Regions from separate parts of the Homo sapiens genome. Here region 2 is linked to region 1. A link is a contact called in ENCODE Hi-C or POLR2A ChIA-PET data. All regions are on one chromosome and are shown on one strand. The core of a region is the stretch at or near the end of the contact, and the rest is flanking DNA. Distances in the headings are between cores, read along the strand shown.

Region 1 (2,631 bases), core at 37-2,536:
AGACAATGTATAAAGATGTAATTTAGGAAGAGACAGCTGTATAGGAGCAGAGTTTTTGTATATTATTAAAGCTAACCTGATACAAATTTCAATTACAGTATTGAAATTTCTTCATAATGATAATAATTGTAATTATTTCTCAGTACCTGCACATTCTGTACCTGAGGATTTGACCAACCAAAGGTCAAAAATATTTGAAAAAAATCAACACAGATAATATGACTAGAAATCATATGGATTTGAAAAATAGTACAGCATAACCGCTATTCATATAACATTTACATTTTATTAGGCATTGTAAGTAATCTAGAGATGGTTTAAAGTATACAGGAAGATGTGTGTACATTATATGCAAATACTACACCATCTTATATATAGACTTGAGCATCTGAGGATTTGGGGTCCAAGGGAGGTCCTGGAACCAACCTTCCATAGATACAGAGAGATAACTATTGATTATTTTAAAAAAAAGTTAGGATGTTAATTGAAAGTACATGGCAGCTCCTAAGAAAATAATTTTTAAATATTCAGAAAAGAAAATTAGGAGGAAATCCAAACTTTGTATTAGAAAAAAATCAATTAAACAAGAAAGCAATATTGAAAGAATTGGGGGGAAAACATAACAAATATATAAAACTAAGAGCAAAGTAGCAAAAGTAAATCTTTCCTTATCAGTAATCACTTTAAATATAAATAACTGAAACTCACCAGTTAAAAGACAAAAACTGGCAGGATGGATTAAAAAATAAAAGCATGTTGTCTGCCCACAAGAGACTAACTTTAGGTCCAAAGATACAAATAGGCTGAAAATAAACAGACAGAAAATGATATTCCACACAAATAGTTGCCAAAACAGAGCTGGTATAACTACACTAATATCAGATGAAATAGACATGAAGTTAAAATTACAAAAGACAAGCAAATTCACTATTCATTGATAAAGGGTCAATTTATCAAGAAGATGTAACAATAATAAACATATATGCACTGCTATGATTTGGGCATGGTTTTGCTGTTGTTGTTGTTCCTGCCAAAGCTCGTGTTGAAACTTGATTCCCAATGTGGTAGTGTTGGGAGGTGGGGCCTAGTGGGAAGTGTTTGGGTCATAAGGGCAGATCCCTCATGAATGGCTTGGTGCTGTTCTCAAGATAGTCAGTGAGTTCTTCCTATTTTAAGACTGGATCTGGATTAGTTCTCACAGGAATTGATTAGTTTCTACAAGTGTGGTTGTTACAAAGCCAGGTCACCCCTCATGTTTCTCTTTCTTCACACGTCTGCTTCCTCTTTGCCCTTCTCTGTCATGTTGTGACTCAGCACAGAAGCCCTTGCCAGAGCCAGGGTCATGCCATTGAGATCCTCAGCCTGCAGAACCATGAGCTAAATAAAACTCTTTTCTTTATAAATTACCCAGTCTCAGGTATTCTTTTATAGCAACACAAAAGGGACTGAGACATGCACCAAACAACAGAACTCCAAAATGTATGAAGCCAAAAAAATGACAGACTTGAAGGGAGAAATAGACAGTTCTGCAATGCAGTGGGTTGACATCCTGGGACTGCTGCTCCTGGTGGTAGGGGTTGACAGGACAAGCTATCTGCCCACATGGTGCTCACGGACTAGCAGAGGAGGCAGTGACAACTGCTGTGAAATAGTAGTGAGTGTTAAGAAGAAAGATGGGGAGAGGCACGTTAGGCAGAGTGAGGAAGTGAGAGAGATAAGGCAGGAGGGGTGTTGCAGAGCAGGTGAGAGAGGGGTATCCTAAGCAGGTGGCATTGGCAGAGAAGGCTGGGAATGGTCTACACATCCCATGTTTGTTTCTGAGTGGTGGGATAATGAATTTTTTGTTTTATTCTTTATATTTTTCTGTGTGTGTGTGTGTGTGTGTGTGTGTGTGTGTGTGTGTTTGAGACAGGGTCTCTCTTTGTCACTCAGGCTGGAGTGCAGCAGCACAATCTCTACTCACTGCAGCCTCCACCTCCTGGGTTCAAGTGATTCTCGTGCCTCAGCCTCCTGAGTAGCTGGGATTACAGGTGTGTACCACCACAGCTGGCTAATTTTTAAATTTTTTATAAAGTCAGGGTCTCACTATGTTGCCCAGGATAACATTTTCAATTAAAAACATGTGCTACTTTGATTTTCAGAAAAAGGGAGTGCTTAAAAAGAGAGCGAAAGTTCAACTTCATAAACTTGAAGAGCACTGCTGACTTCCTACCTGTGGCCACGTAGTCCTAGCTGCGTTTTTCTGGTGGCTTCCAGAAGAATGGCACTGCCCTGCCACCTTGTGGCCATGTGGCAAGTAAACCTTCCAGCCAGCATTACAATAAAGCCAAAATCTGTTTTCTCACGTTTGAGGAAGATGACAAATATTCAGCATTCTAAGTAAGCTATGATTTGGATGGAGCTTTATTGATAGCACTCAGAGATAACGTGTTCTGCTTTATGGTAATACTTCATCCTTTTGGCATCATCAAGAAACAGCCTCTCTACTCAAAGCTTAACTCTTAAGGACCTACATAAAGATTATCTGAACATTCTTATTCATTTCTTACAGAGTGTATTGAACACAAAAACCTTTCCTTTAGAGCTCATGATTTTTAAAAACAATATCTCCTCAATGCAAAGATAAGTTCA
Region 2 (2,631 bases), core at 54-2,553, 260 kb before region 1:
TGGAACCTCTGATCCTTGCAGTCCAGCTCCTGTAATCCCAGAAGAAAACCCTAAGGATGCCAAGGCCACCAGCTTCCTAGTCACCTCTGTCAACACCCAGCCCCACTGTCAAAGTTGTAAACCTTTATACTCCCCTGAATGAATCTGAAGAACAGATTAAAACGGCCTTTATATGAATGATCCAAGCACAACTACAAGAGCTGAATGAGTCTCAGCAACTGCTTAGAGGCTTCAAGCACAAGTTGCCTTTTTTTCTTTCCATTTAATTCATCTTCTGACCATGAATTCAATCCGCATCCAAGCTTGTCTCAATCTGGAGTTTCTTAAAGTCTGAGGATGCACATTTCCAACCTAAGACACAACAGTGTTCATATCTTTTGTACCTACTGTTCAGAATAAGAACAACTGATACAATAAAACCCAAAACACCTGAAACAAAAAAGGCATGTCAAGCAATAATGAGAAGTAGGTTTGGACAGGTAGAGTGGGACAGGATCATGGAGGCTTCTCAACACAGGCAGCTGTTTGATGTTCCAGAGTGGATAAGTGACACAGGAAGACTGTGCTTCAAGGATACTTAGCAACAGTGGGACACACAGTAGAGACTTAGGGAACAGGAGGAACAGAAGTCTAACAAGATGCCATGGTTCCTTCCACTCCCAAAAGCCTGGCTTAGATGCAAAGCCAGCCAGTCAGCCAGCCTTGTAAGTAAAACGTAGTTGATTCTTGGGGTTCTACTACCAACAGGCCACCACAGAACACAAGGATCTTACTCTAAGTGAGACATTCTCAATTAGGGGTGATTTGGGCCCCCAGGAAACATATGGCAAGGACTGGAGCTTTGAGCTGCTTTTAAGTGGTGGGGATGAAGTTCCACATAATTTCAGCAACCATCTTTACATGAATTTGCAGAATAGTTAGCTGAGAAATACACGGTATCTTGTACTTATGTTCCCCCTGTAAAGCCAACTGGCTTCGTTGATGCCAATGGGCACCTGACATTAGATATATAAACTTTATCCTCCACCAAAAGGGCTAAATATAGACTACTATTTACTAGGGCCCGTGTGTGCCTGCCATGGGTTCACTGGGCCAGTTCAGGACACTGGACATAGGACCAGGGCTCCACAGTCTACACACAGATTCTCAGTGTCCTAAAGCAACCTTCAGAGATTTACCTCCCACATCACTATAGGTGCCTTCCAAGCTCAGATCCAAGATACACAGCCAAGATATTTCAGCAACAACCTGGCTAGAAACCGGAAGAACACTATAAAGTCACATGCACATTGGTCCAATGACAGAAGGAAGGAGCTTATTTTCTTTTCTACATGAGCACATCTGTTTGGATATTCACTAGAGTAAATACTTAAATGACTAATTCACAGTTTCACTTTGTCATGGTTAAAGTATTTTATGAGACATCTGCTTCTGCTAAATCAGGATCTTGTTTCCTCCTGAGCTGTCACACTGAAGGCAGGAACATATGATGCTGGTTGTGTTGCACCAGCAAAAGCTTGAGAGAATAACCTTTTCAGACACAAGACTCCCAGCTTCCTTTGGTATCTGTGAAGCATCTATTACTGCAAGTCAACAGACCCACTGACCACAGGAAGACCTCAACTAGTGCACAGAATTATGCTTCAACTATATTCAAGTGAGAAACGGCCTGCATGGTATGGAGGGAAGGGAAGTTTTACCCCTCTGCCTACCACCCTCCCCACTTTCTACTTCTCTCCTCTTTCCCCAAAGCACATCGTACTGACTGGTCAGGGTCCAAGACATTACCTGGTACTAGCTGTTGCTCAGGCACAGTCACTGGGGGCCAAAAGCCACATACTATGCATGCATCTCCCCTCTCTTTTCCAGGTCTAGGGATCAGCAAACCAAACCAGAGCTGAAGATTCCTCCTAAAGCACTGGGCTCTTTCTCTGCTCTCTTCTTCTTGTCTTTGCTTTGCAAGGAACAATCAATCAGAGCATGGCAAGACCCCTAGATGCGGAAGTGGCTGAGGGAGAGCTGGAGCCAGCAGCATCACCCGAAACTGCAGTTTCCCACCCAGAACTCTGCTTTGGGAGGGACAGGGCTTGGGCCAATGAAAACCTAGAACTTCAGTTACTATTTGGCAATTGTTCCTTAAGAAGACCACAGGTCCGGGGAAGGGAAATGGGGAGGTATTGAACAATCAGTTACAAGATGAATAAGCTCCGTGGATCTAACCTACAGCATGGGGACAATAGTTCACAATAGCATACTGTATAGTTGAAGTTTGCTAAGAGGGTAGACCTTAAGTGTTCTCACCACAAAACAAATCCCCCAAAATGGTAACTATGTGAGGTGATAGATGACGAGTATGTGAATTAGCTTGATGATAATCATTCCGCAATGTATATGTACATCAAAGCATCAAGTTGTACACCTTAAGTGCCAATTTTGTCAACTGTACCTTGATAAAGCTACATGGAAGGGAAAAAGAAGGTCACAGGGAAGAGGGGTACTTAGTGAGGCACCAGCCAGGTATCCCTGAGTCCTGGACCATCATATTCCTGTATGGGGCCATCTTCTCTGTAAGTCCTAGGCATATTGATTGACACATATTAAAAAGAAAAAATAACTATAAAAATGCCTCAC

What was found. A loop is a pair of places that touch in the nucleus more often than their neighbours do. ChIA-PET counts read pairs that join two places held with the same protein, here RNA polymerase II (POLR2A). Pooled maps may share reads with other maps.
Region 2: a loop to region 1 is called in a map with no recorded cell type, with 4 times the contacts of the local background. The contact joins two enhancer-like sites. A Hi-C loop is called at or near these places in 4 of 168 maps with a recorded cell type or tissue (GM12878, MCF 10A, mammary epithelial cell and 1 more), 14 of 37 single-sample maps with no recorded cell type and 13 of 50 pooled maps. POLR2A ChIA-PET finds 5 or more read pairs at or near these places in 2 of 52 experiments (BJ and GM12878).

The regions. Positions count from the first base shown.
Region 1 is chr18:50,355,150-50,357,780 of GRCh38, forward strand. It overlaps LOC105372114 (a long non-coding RNA gene), which reads right to left. Exons shown (of 3, transcript XR_935466.3): 2 at 709-803. Among named protein-coding and RNA genes, the nearest start is that of SKA1, 19 kb to the right of the region's middle. Within about 2 kb of position 1,287, at least 4 of the 41 ENCODE cell types and tissues checked have a DNase peak (open chromatin) inside an H3K27ac peak, as active enhancers do.
Region 2 is chr18:50,098,833-50,101,463 of GRCh38, forward strand. All of the region lies in intron 1 of MYO5B (myosin VB), which reads right to left. Among named protein-coding and RNA genes, the nearest start is that of MIR4320, 26 kb to the right of the region's middle. RefSeq lists enhancers at 962-2,161, 1,511-1,660. Within about 2 kb of position 1,304, at least 3 of the 41 ENCODE cell types and tissues checked have a DNase peak (open chromatin) inside an H3K27ac peak, as active enhancers do.